Regions from separate parts of the Homo sapiens genome. Here all the other regions are linked to region 2. A link is a contact called in ENCODE Hi-C or POLR2A ChIA-PET data. All regions are on one chromosome and are shown on one strand. Each heading gives the region's core, a stretch centred on a gene start or an enhancer-like site at or near the end of the contact. The rest is flanking DNA. Distances are from core to core; before and after follow the strand shown. Region 1 overlaps TRPM3 (transient receptor potential cation channel subfamily M member 3). Region 2 overlaps MAMDC2 (MAM domain containing 2). Region 3 overlaps KLF9-DT (KLF9 divergent transcript).

Region 1 (4,106 bases), core at 1,058-3,557, 450 kb after region 2:
AGGATTTTCATCTAAAAATCCATCTTGAAAAGATAACGAGACAAAGAGGATTTCTCCACCTCCTTTTGAAAATCTATACAGTTCGCCATGGAGGATTTAGAATGCCATTAGCACAGCTGCTGTGGCTTTACTGGGAGGACAAATTTGATTTAGATAACGCTGCCCTTTGGCCTTTTCCTGACACAACGTTTTCCTTGGCAAGACAACTGGAGATGCCTCCCTTTGCATGGCTACATCTTTCTAGAAGTTTCCTTATCTGAGGCTCTTTGATTGTGGTGGGTCCAGGTGGAGGTTTTCTCTGTGGAAACATGAGGCTCTTTCTATTGCTTTCAGTAGGTGACTGCCAATATCCTCTTATAATGGACAAGAAGAGCAAAGGTCGCTGAAAACCAGGCAAGCCCAACTTTCTAGAGTCAAAAGCACCATCTACTAGCATCCCCTTTTACTTCTTTTGTGGCTTAAGTTTTTTCTCTTCACCTAACCCAAACACTAGGTAAGATGCTAACTGATAATGATATGGCGCAAAGGCAGCCACTGGAAATTGGTGGGAGGCCTTGGTTTCTCCATCCATGAACAAAGGGAGTTGGGTTATTGATATTCTCTACAGTGCAACAGACACACAGCTTGGGAAGTCCAAGATGGCTTTAGGACACACAAGCAGGGCATTAAATGGCACTGAACTAGATAGTAAGGGATGACACTGTCAAGCTTCTTTCCATCTTCCTGACGCCATCAGAGAGAAAGTGTTAGTTTAAGCATACTATTCTTTTAACACTTCCTTAATGTTTGCTAAATTCCCTTTTTTAGGAAAGACTGAGCTCAAGCATCTGGTAGAATTTCACAACAATGTAGCGTTTTTCATTCTGTTTATTTTGTGGTTATCCTCTATTTATGTCAAATGATACTGATTTTCAACTTGTGACCCTAAATCTTTAAAAATAAATTAAGTTTCTAAAAAATGAGCCAATTTAACAAAAAATATTTAAGAGTAGAACAAAGGTTATAAACTAGTGAATGGGGGTATGTGGTTGACTGAAGTTTGGGAAATGCTGGATTAGATTATCTCTAAACTCCATCTATTCCTGATATTTTGTCACTCCACGATTCCAGGAAAAGGAGCAAAAGACTTGAATTTGCCCCAAACTGAATCATCTATCCCAGGAGCCAACTGTAGGCCACTTGTAGAACCTTAATCTTTTTATTCCTGGTAGAAAAGCAAACTAGCTCCCACTGCATTAAATGGAATTCAGCCCCTACCTGGGGAAAAAAAGGGACCAATGATATAGCCTCCAACTCTTCAGGGCCATCTTGGCTTCTGGTCTATCTGCTATGTGCACACAGTTTCAGCTTTGAGCTATTCAGAACCCACTATTAAGCTCAATGTCTCATTTTTTAATCCAGTAAATTAGCAGGATGTCGCAAATCTAGGTATGTTGTGTGTGTGTTGGGCAGGGGGGAGGTATGGGGGGAAGAGCGTCCTGGGGGAGAAGTGGGGAGAATTCAATTCCCTGTTACTTGGTTCCATGTTCTTCCTATCCTATATATCTAGCTTTACCTGGAAACAAAAATTATTTATTTGAAGAGGGCTTCAAAATTCTAACCTTAGTATTTCATTATTTTGCATCAGGAATTAATATCAGAAATATTTTATGCAAATCTTGCCTTGGAAGAATATATATCTAAACTAGCCTATTGTACACGCCAGTGGGTTTGCTGTCATGATTAGGAGATCGATTGCATTAACAGCCCCAATTTCTCTCCCCTCCCTGGATCCACACTGCTTTGTCATGTGATGTTAGAGTTTCTATCACTAAACAGGTGGGATCTCTTTCTTCACCTCTTGATTCTGAGTTTGGCCATGTGGTTTGCTTTGGTGAATGGAATGTTAGCAAATGTGACCCACACAGAACCTTGGAAAAGCCCTTAATGTTTCTGTTTCCACTTTTTGGCTTCCGCCATTACCATAAGAGACATGCATGAGCTAGCCTGTTGGAGAATGAAACACAGGGAACCTTTGCTTCTAGGTGCTTGTTTTCTGAGCTGAGGCTGTTCTGGAGGAGGTGATAGCCCGCTGACCTCCTGGCAGGTGATTGAGCCCAGCCCAGACCAGAAGAACCATGCAGCCAACTCTCAGTCTTCTGAGCTCAATACGTGCTTATGGCGTTAAGTTCTGAATTCTAGGGTGGTTTTTCCTGTATCATTTTTGTGTTGATAGATACCTGATAAACAAGCTAAATTTCCCTTGCCCTGCTCACAGCTGGAAGAGGTAGCCCTACGTCCTTCAGGCTGACAAAGTCCTTTCCTCATTTCTTCACTTCTCCTTTCACCCAATTCAGGCTACAGATGATTGGAGCAGATTCCACCATTGACCAAGAAGGAGTGAGTTCATTGAATGGCCAGTGACTAATCAGACTCTTTGTGTTTAGAAATAAAACAGAAGTGCAGAGACTTAAGTTAGATGATGGCATGTACTTAAAGAACATATAGAGCCTGACCTCACTGGGTCATGTAAAGCAAGCCATATGAGAGAGGGATGGTGGAGGAAGGGAGAAAGGAAATGGGAGAGAGAGCAAGAGAGAAAGAGAGAAATGATTGATTGATTATTGATTGAGGCAGGAGAGAAGTATAGAGAAAAGCAGATGAGTGTGGTCATGTCTTCTGATTCTGACTTTACAAAACCACTTCTGGTTTTGTTCCCAGTCAGCTCACGCATGTCGTGCTCTGCTTCCTGTCTTTGAATGCCTCTGTGGTTTTCTCTTAGGCACTTACAGTCAGTCTTTATTGAACCTACTCTGTGTAGTTTTGTTTTCTTACAATCAACATTTTTCTCTGGTTGAGAACATAGTCGCTAAGACTTCAGAAGGAATCAGTTTCCTTGCCTAGTAGTTTCATCAGAGAAGGGAGGGGCTGTGAGAAGGGAGAGGGAAGCTCTGGGAAGGGTTAGAAGAATGGAAATAATTGTGTTTAACTCAGTTTTACTCAGGGCTTGCCTCATCATCATCATTACACCTTCCTTTTGATATTTGCATATACGAAATAGGATTAGATAAGTTCTTTCCTTCTTCAAACCAAAACAACAGAAAAATTTCAGAGAAAACATAAAATAAGTTACTCTTTCAGATTTTTGTGTTGCTGTCCACCTACCTATAATTCATCACAACTCCCTGACACGCAACAATACACCTTTCTGAGCAATGAGGGCAGGAGGAGGCACCCCTTCCCCTGTAGGTGAAGGGAGCTGGAGTCCATTCTCATTGCCTTTACTGTGGAAGGTTTTCCCTGTGAGTCCACACTACCTCAGCCTACAGGCCACACACTAAGGAATATGCTTGTTGTTTCTGTTTAAAATGGAATTGTATTACTTTTCAGAAGCCCATGCATATTTAGGGTATTAGAGTATTCAAAGAGGGAAGAGCCAGGGCCCTCTTCAAGAGGGGCCTTCTTAGGAAAAGAACCAGCAACCTCATATCAGGGCTCTCTGTGCCTGGAAGGATCAGTCCAGTGAGCCAGACTGCATGTCTATGTGTAAATGCACATCAGGGGACATGAGGCTACACCACCTCCAAAGAAATAATCTATGGCTCTTGTCGACTCCCATTGCATTGTGCCTGAGGGGTTATATGATATCTACAGAAATGATCAATGTGGCTCCTAATATTCAGGAATGCGTATATAAGCAAATAAGTTCCTGCTGACATTATTTACAAATCCCCTGGTAAGAGACAATGCAAGAAACACATCTGTACTTACAGCTCACGGTTCAGGCTCGAATCTCTCTGATCTGCAGGCACTAATTCCTCTCTGTGCCCTCTGGATCCCAAGCTCTGTTTACTGTTAAAACTTGAGCTTTTCACGCTTCAAGTGATGCTCCTCAAACAACCAAGAATCCAGACAATAGGCAGTCCACATTCCGCTTAGAATCTAAGCAGCTGTTGGCTCTTGTGTTGGGACTATGTGTCCAAATGTATGCTGCATATGAACTGCTAGGAATATGATAAAATAGTTGGGTGACAGCACACCCTTGTATAGTGGGCTAACAACGTTATTCTTTCCCAGAGCAACATTGACACGTCAGTTAAAATACAACAAATAAACATTTTCATCTT
Region 2 (4,107 bases), core at 327-2,826:
AGTCCGTAGTGAAATTGGTATCCAATAGCAATTAGCTGAGACTAACAATCCTGTTTTGCCTTAAGTGGCTGAACAGCTCCAGACTAATAGCTGAAATACTGAACCAAGGAAACATGATGTTTTGAAGTCTAACTCCCCTTCTTCCCCATATGTTGTGCAGATTTTAATAGAAGGTGTACTAGGACAGGGAAACACAGCCAGCATCGCACTATTTGAAATCAAGATGACAACCGGCTACTGTATTGGTAAGTGGGCTTCATTTTCATTAAATCAAATTGTGAATCTTTTTCTAAAAGTTACTGTTGCCAGAGGGAACTGAATCAATCCTAAAGACCAACTATTTTATAGAATGCACTGCATAATGCATACTGGTTTAAATTCTTTGCTAGATTCATTTGAATACTGTATGTTTTTTGTCTTTAGTGTGGGAAGGCTCATTAGAATCTGCCTGTACAGTCTGGATTAATGAAAGAAATATAGATGCAGGAACTGTAACTTCAGAGCTGCCACCTTAACCTCAACACATTCTGATTAAAATAATTTACAAATTGCTGGAAACTCAGCTTTTTGTAGCATGTGCCAGAAAAGCAGACATTGTATTACCTCCTTTCCCTTATTTCTCTCTTGGCACACCACGGCTCTCCTCTTAATAATCACAGTTGTCACTTAGATTTCACTTGAGCAGAGTTGGTTGGCTGTCTCTTATCTGCCAGCTTCCAAGAGGGCATAAAGAAAGGATAAACCCTGTCCTATGGTGGTTCAGTTCCTATTTGTCTACATTGAAGCTAGTTCTGCATATGGCAAATACTGCTGAGGAAGGACAAGCTGTGCAGTGGAGAGGCGCAGGGAGGAGGAGAGGAAATTGGAGAGGACTGAATAGGGACAGTGCACTGGAGCAGGAGTTTCAAGAAGGAGAAGAATTTAGTTAAGTGGAGGTGCAGGGTAGGAAGGCAAGGGTTCTCCATGGCCAGACCCCTGTGGGGAGAAAGAAACAGGGCAGGTTCAGGCAAAGGCAAGAGGCTGAGTAGGGTGTTTGAAGTGAGACCAGGACTGCTAAGGGAGTTTGTGATGGAAGAGTGTGGATGCAGGATGTGGAGCTTGGACCTGCTGAATCATGTGGGTCAGCCAGCAGGGGAGAAGTGTGCAGCTGCACTTTCAGATGACTCCAGCTGCCACGTGGAAAATGAGTTGGGTACAAAGAAAATGCATAGCAGGTGGGAAAACCCCTAGGAAGCAGCTGTGACATTACAGAGGGGGCATAATGAGGGTAATACTGAATTAGCAGTGGAATTGGAAAAAGGCAGTAGAATTGAGAGATTTTTCAGCACTGACAACTCTTGAAGGCTAAATGAATGTGACGGGGAAGAGAAAGGAGAGTCAAAGAATATTCTGAACGACAACAACAACAAAAAAGCCTTTGCTAATTCCCTTACGTTTCACTTGTCTGTTTTGACCTCAATGATATCTCTAGGGCAAGTGAAAGAAAACAGACCATTTTCTGAAGATACAGTGAGGCTCAGGCTCTTTTCCTTGAGCCTCCCGCTGGGCTTCCACCTGGCATCTGCACAGCTTGTGAACGACAGGGAAGTCAGACACCTCTGGTGGAGCGCCACCTGCTGGCTCAGTCAGCTTACTGAGCCTCAGCCTCTTGGCATCCGTAAAATGGGAATAAAAAGCTTCCCTCCTAGGATTCTTAGGAGGAGGAATATCCTGGTTATGAAAATAATTGGTATATACAGTGCTGGACATCCAAAACATGTTAATTGCCTTTCTTCAAATGATGTGGTGACTTCTGATTTGTTTAAAACAAAAGGATGCCAACACTTTTATCTTGTTAAACTCTATGATCACACTCTGACTTCTTTCTTTCTGGGTACTTTATCTGCCTCTCTCCATTGCTCATCTGTAAAATGAGGTTAGTAACAGTGCCTATGTCATGGGGCTGCTTTGAAGATTGAATAAGTTAATTTATGTAAAGTGCTCAGAATGGAGCCTGGCATATTGAGGAATATTTTGCTTTTTATTTTACTCTTAGGCAGCATTTGGCACTGAATGTTAGGGCATTGGCTAGCAGACACTGTGGTGGAAACATTGAAAATGAAAATCTTAGAAATGTTCAGTGCTTGCTAATGTAAAAACACATTGCTGACTACACCAGTCAAGATCCTGGCAGGAAGGAGGAAACAGAGGGTACAGTCAACCTGAGTAATTTGAGGGAAGCTCACTGAAGAGACCACAAAGGTGTGAGTGGTAAAGGAAGCCAGCAAGGAATAGCTCTGTGACCCAGGACTAGTAACAGTGATGATTCAGGAGCTGTTATCTTCTTTTGGTCTGAAAGGACAAGGGAGGAGGAGTTTCCAGTACCTGTAAACAATAGCTATTTGTCAAACAAGGGCTGCTTGACAAGACTTGCCAACTCATGGCGACCTGGCTGGGAGACTGCTGGGCAAGTAAACCCCTGATTTCATTCTCCTTCCACCCTCCATTGGTCGAATCCAACAGGGAGATGGAAGGCAGGGTAGCCCATTGATACAGTCCGGATAGGTCAACCTCTGCAGGACCTATCAGGTGGAGAAGAGCAACGTGGATCCGCAGGGGGCCAGTGGCCAGCACAATTATACTTCCTAGTTTAACTGTGTGATTATAAGGGTCAATGGAGGCATTAGCTTGTGGGTTTCTTGCTCCCTTTTAAGGAACAATTGTTGATGGAGACCAATATATCCATGCAAACATGCCAATGACACTAAGGGTAGAAGAGGGGGATCTGATTATCTTCTCTCTCTTCTCTACTCAGTAGCTGCAAAAGGGACCAGAACCTAGGATATATCTGCCCCACCTATTTTACCTGGGTTCTGATTTATAAGAAAAACAGGGAATTTTAGCATCTCAGACACATGTCCCTCAGCTCTGGGCAACTTGTTCATCATGAGAAGAGAAAGGAATGGAGGACTGGGCCAGTAGATTCAAGAAAGGGTTGTGGAAAAAATTTTCTAGAGCTACGAGCATAACCCTGAACAGCTCTTTGAGACAGAGGTGACTGATAAAAATAGCTGACTTGTACCAAGCACTGACCACATGCCTGGCACTATGCTGGGAGCTCTCCACACTTACAATAGCTCTGTGAAGTGGGAACATTGTCCCCATTTCACATATGGAGACACAGAGGCTACAAAAAGTGGTAAGTCATGCTCCAAGTGACATGGCTAATAAGTGGAAGGGCCATAATCCAAAGGGCCAATGATGAATTAGAATCTTGATTCATTACAGGATCTGTCTCTCTTCTTGGCCAAAATTGTGCAGGGGTCCTGGTAGAAAGGTTGCAGTGGGCAAAGGAAGAGAGAAACTTCTGAATATCTAAGAGCAAACTCTGTAGTAGGATGCGTGTACCCAGGTGTGACTGTGTCTCCATGAAGTGTTTTTGTTTCCCTTCCCCAGAATGTGACTTTGAAGAAAATCATCTCTGTGGCTTTGTGAACCGCTGGAATCCCAATGTGAACTGGTTTGTTGGAGGAGGAAGTATTCGGAATGTCCACTCCATTCTCCCACAGGATCACACCTTCAAGAGTGAACTGGGTGAGCTGGGATCAAATAGAGTCCTTTTCCCAGGATAAATTTTTCTGCTGTCTCCTCCCACTTCCTGCACTGACCTAGCTGTGGCTTCTGTCAACAGGGAAGAGAGGAGGGAGGAGGGTGAGTAGGAACTAAGTAGGAACCAGGAGGTGTGACAGAAGAGTAGGGAAGGATCTACAGTGAGGTAGAGACAAACTGCAGCTGTGAGCTCTGTAGCTAAGGGGAAGGCCATTCCATTAAAAGTTCTCCTTCACCTGTGGCCTAGTCTTGCATTTTCATATTTCCATATTATGCTTTACTTTCTTGTATATTTGTTGTTTAATATTTCTCATTTCTAAAGACAAGGCTGGAAAAATCCTAGGTTACTTTTCACTGAAGATAGATCAAAGGATGGGAATGGGTCCTAAGAACTTCCCAAGTGACAGTGAGGTGAGCCAATACTGATGATTAGCTCTGAATGTGGTGTGCAACAGGCCCCCCTAGTGGCCAAGAAGGCTGCTTCTCTGCAAGGAAAATGGGAGGTGAGGTTGTGTTACC
Region 3 (4,267 bases), core at 698-3,197, 310 kb after region 2:
GGAGTAAGGTACTTCCTGGCATATGCAGCACAGATTCCCAGGCCCCTCCCCTGGAGATTTTTATTCAAACTGTGCCCCAAGGCAGGGTTTCCCCACCTTGCAGGGTGGAGCTAATCACCTGGCGCTCGATTTAAAATACAGATTGCCGGGTGTCACCCCTGCTCAAGGACCAGGGAAGTTCAGGCTAAAATCACACTCTGTAGGTATTGGGTTCTGCCAGTTCTGGCTTTTCTCACTCTTTCCTGCTGGGAGGGGTGGACCGTGCCGGGCAGAACTGCCAGCCTCCAGGCGGGAAGGAAGGAGGAGAACAGATGGCCCACTGGGGGTAGAGGATCACGTGTTGGACCTCATTCTGGGCTGCATCCAGACCTCTCCCTTTCAGGGCCCAGCCCCTCCAGCTCCAGCGACCCCACCTAGGCACACGGAACATATGTGGAGGAAACCAGTGTTCATTTTGTTGAAAGCAGGGGAATTAGAGAAGGAGGCGAGCTTGAGGAGGGGAGAGGCTAAAGGGATAAAGCTTCCAACAATGGCGATGTTCCTGGATTTTGAAATACAATCAGGTAAAGCCCGATCTGGTGGAACGCCCGTGGCCATAATGACAGCTAACACCCAGGGGCTGGAGGGGGAAGGGCGCTCAGGCAAGCGCGAAAACTTGCACGCCGCCCTACTTTGCTCCCGCCCCACTTAGCAGCCTTCCGCAAAACTCCAGCCCTCTCCTCTGCAGCGCAGAAAGGCCGCCCGTTCATGCATATGCAGGAGGATAAGTTTAGCTCGCAGCCCCCCGCGCTCCGACCGGCCCAGCGCGGCACTCGGTGAATCACCCGCGCTCGGGGGCGGGCGCTCGGCTCCGGCCGCGGACTGGCGGGCGACTCAGCCACTCGTGGACCGCGCGCCCCGGCCTGGCATCGCCCTTTTAAAAAGTCTTCCGCAGGCGGCCGCCGCCGCAGCAGCCTGAGGAGGCGAGTTCATCTGAGGACAGTCCCAGTTCTCAGAAATCCCTTCCCTGCTGGAACATCAAGCTCCCTTTACTGCAGTTGAACAAACTGCCCTAGATTGGGGGACCAGGAACCCGCCCCAAACTCGTGCAAGGAGCTCCGGGCGCCCACGCCCACGTGAGCTAACCTTGAAATTAGCCCCTGCACCCGGGAGCGCGGGGGTGGGAGTGGGCGGGGACCGGGGGGGAGCCCCGCGCGGCCCAGGCCCTTGCTTTGCGCTCTCCGCGTGCACGTACCGCCCCCGCCACCCTGTTTCATAACTCTGGCGGTGTTGCATTTTTTTTTCTTTTAATCTCCCGGGTAGATGGGTGTGGGGTTCCTGTGTTGGGGAGAGGGCAGGGCACCTTGGCCACCTTCCATCCCCCACGCCCGCGAGGAAGAGGAAAACCTGCCCTGCGGTCCTCCTAGGAACACTGCAGAGTAGGGTGTCGAGATGACATCAGCTTCTAAACATAGCAAGCACCGCACCCCAACTCCATGGGCTGCGGGGGTGGGGAGGGAGTGGGGGAGGCGGGTGCTGCTGTCCCCGGGCGGGGCGTGGCGGGCAGGCCGGCCAGGCTGTGCGGGAGGAGATGACTTTGCAGGAATTGCGCTCCCAGAGTTTGCCGGCAGATCTCTCCCGCGATGGCCCGGCCAAGGGGTTAGGAAACATTCCTGCCATTCCGTGCTCTCCCCTACCCCACAAGAACCACACGCACGCACACACGCACTCTTGGATCGAATGTGCCTTTATTTATAAATCAATCCAGCCCCAGCCCAGGTTCGGTCCGGTCCCGGGAGCACCTGCGCCCCGCGTCTGCCTTCAGGCTAAGCCTGCGAGGGGTTCGGTGTGGCCCTCCCAGTGAGTCAGAATGGGCTGTGTTTCCTGTGGTTGTTGTGGAACAGTTTGTCCTTTTTACTCTCCGCCCCCCCCGCCCCGTCTCCACCCCCTTGGTAAATATAGCGCTCACGTTTCATCATCTCTTTGTCCAACGAGTGCCAGACACCCCGGCCCGCGGCCCCCGCCGCCTCCCTCCTCCTCTCCGCTCGGTTACCTCGCATAACCTCGCGCGGGCAGGCACCGGGCAGCAGCTCTCCCCGCGGCCGCGCCCGCCCGGCACCCAGCGCTTCCCGCCGCAGCACACCCCCAACCCATTCTCCCCTCCCCTTCTTCCAGTTCCCCCTTCTGTACGGCCCCCATGCTCTTGTCCCACCCCCTCTACTCGGCGTCCGGGTACTGGGTCGAGACGTGTGTAGGTGTAGGGAGGTGGATAGCCCTTTTCCGAGCCGTAGGCGTCACCCCTACGCCCAGGCCCAGGCCCAGTGCTGGATCCTGCACTTTCCCAACCTCCCCCTCCCAAGTTCCAAGGTTGCCCTCTGTTCCCCTCCCAAGCGCAGGTGACAAGCTGCTGAGACAGTGTCTGATTCACCGACAGCTGAACCAGCTACTGGTACTTGGAGGTGGGCGTTTGCTGAACTGTTTTCCTCCCACCTCCCCCAACCCCCTACCCCGGTGGGGAGCGGGCTGGAGGGTCGGAAGAGGCAAGGTGGATGACAGCCGAGAAGTGCGTGCCCGCTCTTCCCTCTCTCCCTCCTCCTCCCAGTTTCATTTCCACACATACAGCCACCCACCGGGGACCGGAGGCGGCTAGTGTTCTCTGAACGCCGGGAACTGGCTCTCTCTGTGGTCTCCTGTTTACTTCCCTCCTCCTCTTTTCCCCTCCCTTCTCCCCGCCCCCATCTCCCGGCGCCGCTTCCCGCCCAGAGCAGCTGGGAAACCTGCAGCTGAACACTGCAGTCATGGGACTTCCCTGGCCCCGAGCTGTGCCCCAGGTTTGCCCTGTCCTGTCCTGCCTTGCCCTGTGTCCGCTTTTTGGGGGGCACTTATTTGTCCTGAAAAGGGTCTTAAGGCTCCCTATCCAGGAACGTGGAAGAGGTGACTGCTTCCCTCCCCCTTCCTCTCCTCCTGACTCCCCTGCCAGCTACCTTCCTGTGGGGGCCCTGCCTGGCTGTCTTTTTTGGCCAGGATTCTGGGCCACCCCCACGAGTGGCCACCTGTCCAGGGAGAAGTGGTGAGACAGCTAACGGTGTGTAAGAACTCTGCATCCAGGATGCTGCAGAGCTGGCTTCTTTGCCATCACAGACTGTCCTGTTCGTAACAGGGTGCCCAAAATTCTCTGCCGACCAAGGTTTTCAGGCAGAACCCCAAAACCTGCTCCTAGGGACACACCCTCTCCTTATGGAGTCTGGCAAAACCTTTCCTTTCAAAGCTTGCTTCACAGCGGGGAAGAATGCAGGCTCTCTCCCTAAGTAAGCTGAATGAACAAAGGACTCCAAGGAGGCCGTGGGGGTTCCAGCTCTGGGTGCCGCCTGCCTGAAGTTCACCCCATTTAAAAACCACCTCTTCACCACCACCCTCTGCTCCACTGCCATGGTTACCAGCTCCCTGTCCTTCCCAGCACAATGTTGCACAGAGGCAGAAACAAACAAGGACATTTAAAATGTTCTTTTAAATACCCAAAACACTGCCTTGGTATTTTGGTAGCAGAGAAGAGGGAATAAAAGTCCTGACTGTTTGCTGGTTTCCTTCTGACCCCACGACCCTGAAAAAATCCTTACCCTGGATGGCCTCTCAGCTGCCAAAAGAGGGAAGGAAGCTTGGTGAGATACTAGAGAGTGGAATTCAGAACAAACCCTTGGCAGGAGAATTATTCACCAAGATAGACTCTTCTTTCTTCCCCCTCCACCCCAGCTGCTTTGAAGTACCTGCCATCAGACTATACCACCTCCGCTTTGTGGCTGTCATCTGCAGGCTCTCCTGCACTCCCCCTCATTCCCCGAAGATTCTAGCACCTGACTCACAGTCCCCCACCTCCACCCAACTCCTATTAACATTTTTGGTGAATTTAGCATCCCAATAGATTAATGACCTATCTGAAACCCTGGTACCTGAACAGCAATCATTTTTTTCCTCCACCCCACTGTCACATGGGTATCTTCAATCTTTTCATCACCAAATAACAGCACCACCTCCGACCATCATCCTCCTTCCTGACCAACACTTCTTTCTCTCCCAGCTTATTTGCTCAAATAACCACATTTGAACAATTCTTTGACCCTATTTTGACTTCCAGTCTACTTTTTCACTGTCTGTCATTGACCTTTCATTCTTACATCTCTCCTACCCACCTTAAGATTTCATGGTCTTCCACTATATCATTCTTTCGCATGCACCTCCCCCTACTCTCTCATTCCTGGGACCATCTGGCCAAACTCTTGATTCTGTCCAG

What was found. Hi-C counts contacts between places; a loop is a spot of excess contacts on that map. ChIA-PET counts read pairs that join two places held with the same protein, here RNA polymerase II (POLR2A). Pooled maps may share reads with other maps.
Region 1: a pooled map shows a loop between it and region 2 (4-fold over the local background). The contact joins two enhancer-like sites. A Hi-C loop is called at or near these places in 1 of 50 pooled maps. POLR2A ChIA-PET finds 5 or more read pairs at or near these places in 2 of 52 experiments (AG04450 and WTC11).
Region 3: a pooled map shows a loop between it and region 2 (2.4-fold over the local background). The contact joins two enhancer-like sites. A Hi-C loop is called at or near these places in 2 of 50 pooled maps. POLR2A ChIA-PET finds 5 or more read pairs at or near these places in 2 of 52 experiments (Caco-2 and activated T-cell).

Annotation. Positions count from the first base shown.
Region 1 is chr9:70,561,169-70,565,274 of GRCh38, forward strand. All of the region lies in intron 22 of TRPM3 (transient receptor potential cation channel subfamily M member 3), which reads right to left. Among named protein-coding and RNA genes, the nearest start is that of KLF9, 150 kb to the left of the region's middle. Within about 2 kb of position 2,308, at least 7 of the 41 ENCODE cell types and tissues checked have a DNase peak (open chromatin) inside an H3K27ac peak, as active enhancers do.
Region 2 is chr9:70,109,560-70,113,666 of GRCh38, forward strand. It overlaps MAMDC2 (MAM domain containing 2), which reads left to right. Exons shown (of 14, transcript NM_153267.5): 4 at 161-245; 5 at 3,436-3,573. Among named protein-coding and RNA genes, the nearest start is that of MAMDC2-AS1, 64 kb to the right of the region's middle. Within about 2 kb of position 1,577, at least 10 of the 41 ENCODE cell types and tissues checked have a DNase peak (open chromatin) inside an H3K27ac peak, as active enhancers do.
Region 3 is chr9:70,418,249-70,422,515 of GRCh38, forward strand. All of the region lies in intron 1 of KLF9-DT (KLF9 divergent transcript), which reads left to right. Among named protein-coding and RNA genes, the nearest start is that of KLF9, 5.7 kb to the left of the region's middle. RefSeq lists an enhancer at 557-1,278 and silencers at 716-1,025, 1,126-1,175, 2,106-2,195. Within about 2 kb of position 1,948, at least 40 of the 41 ENCODE cell types and tissues checked have a DNase peak (open chromatin) inside an H3K27ac peak, as active enhancers do.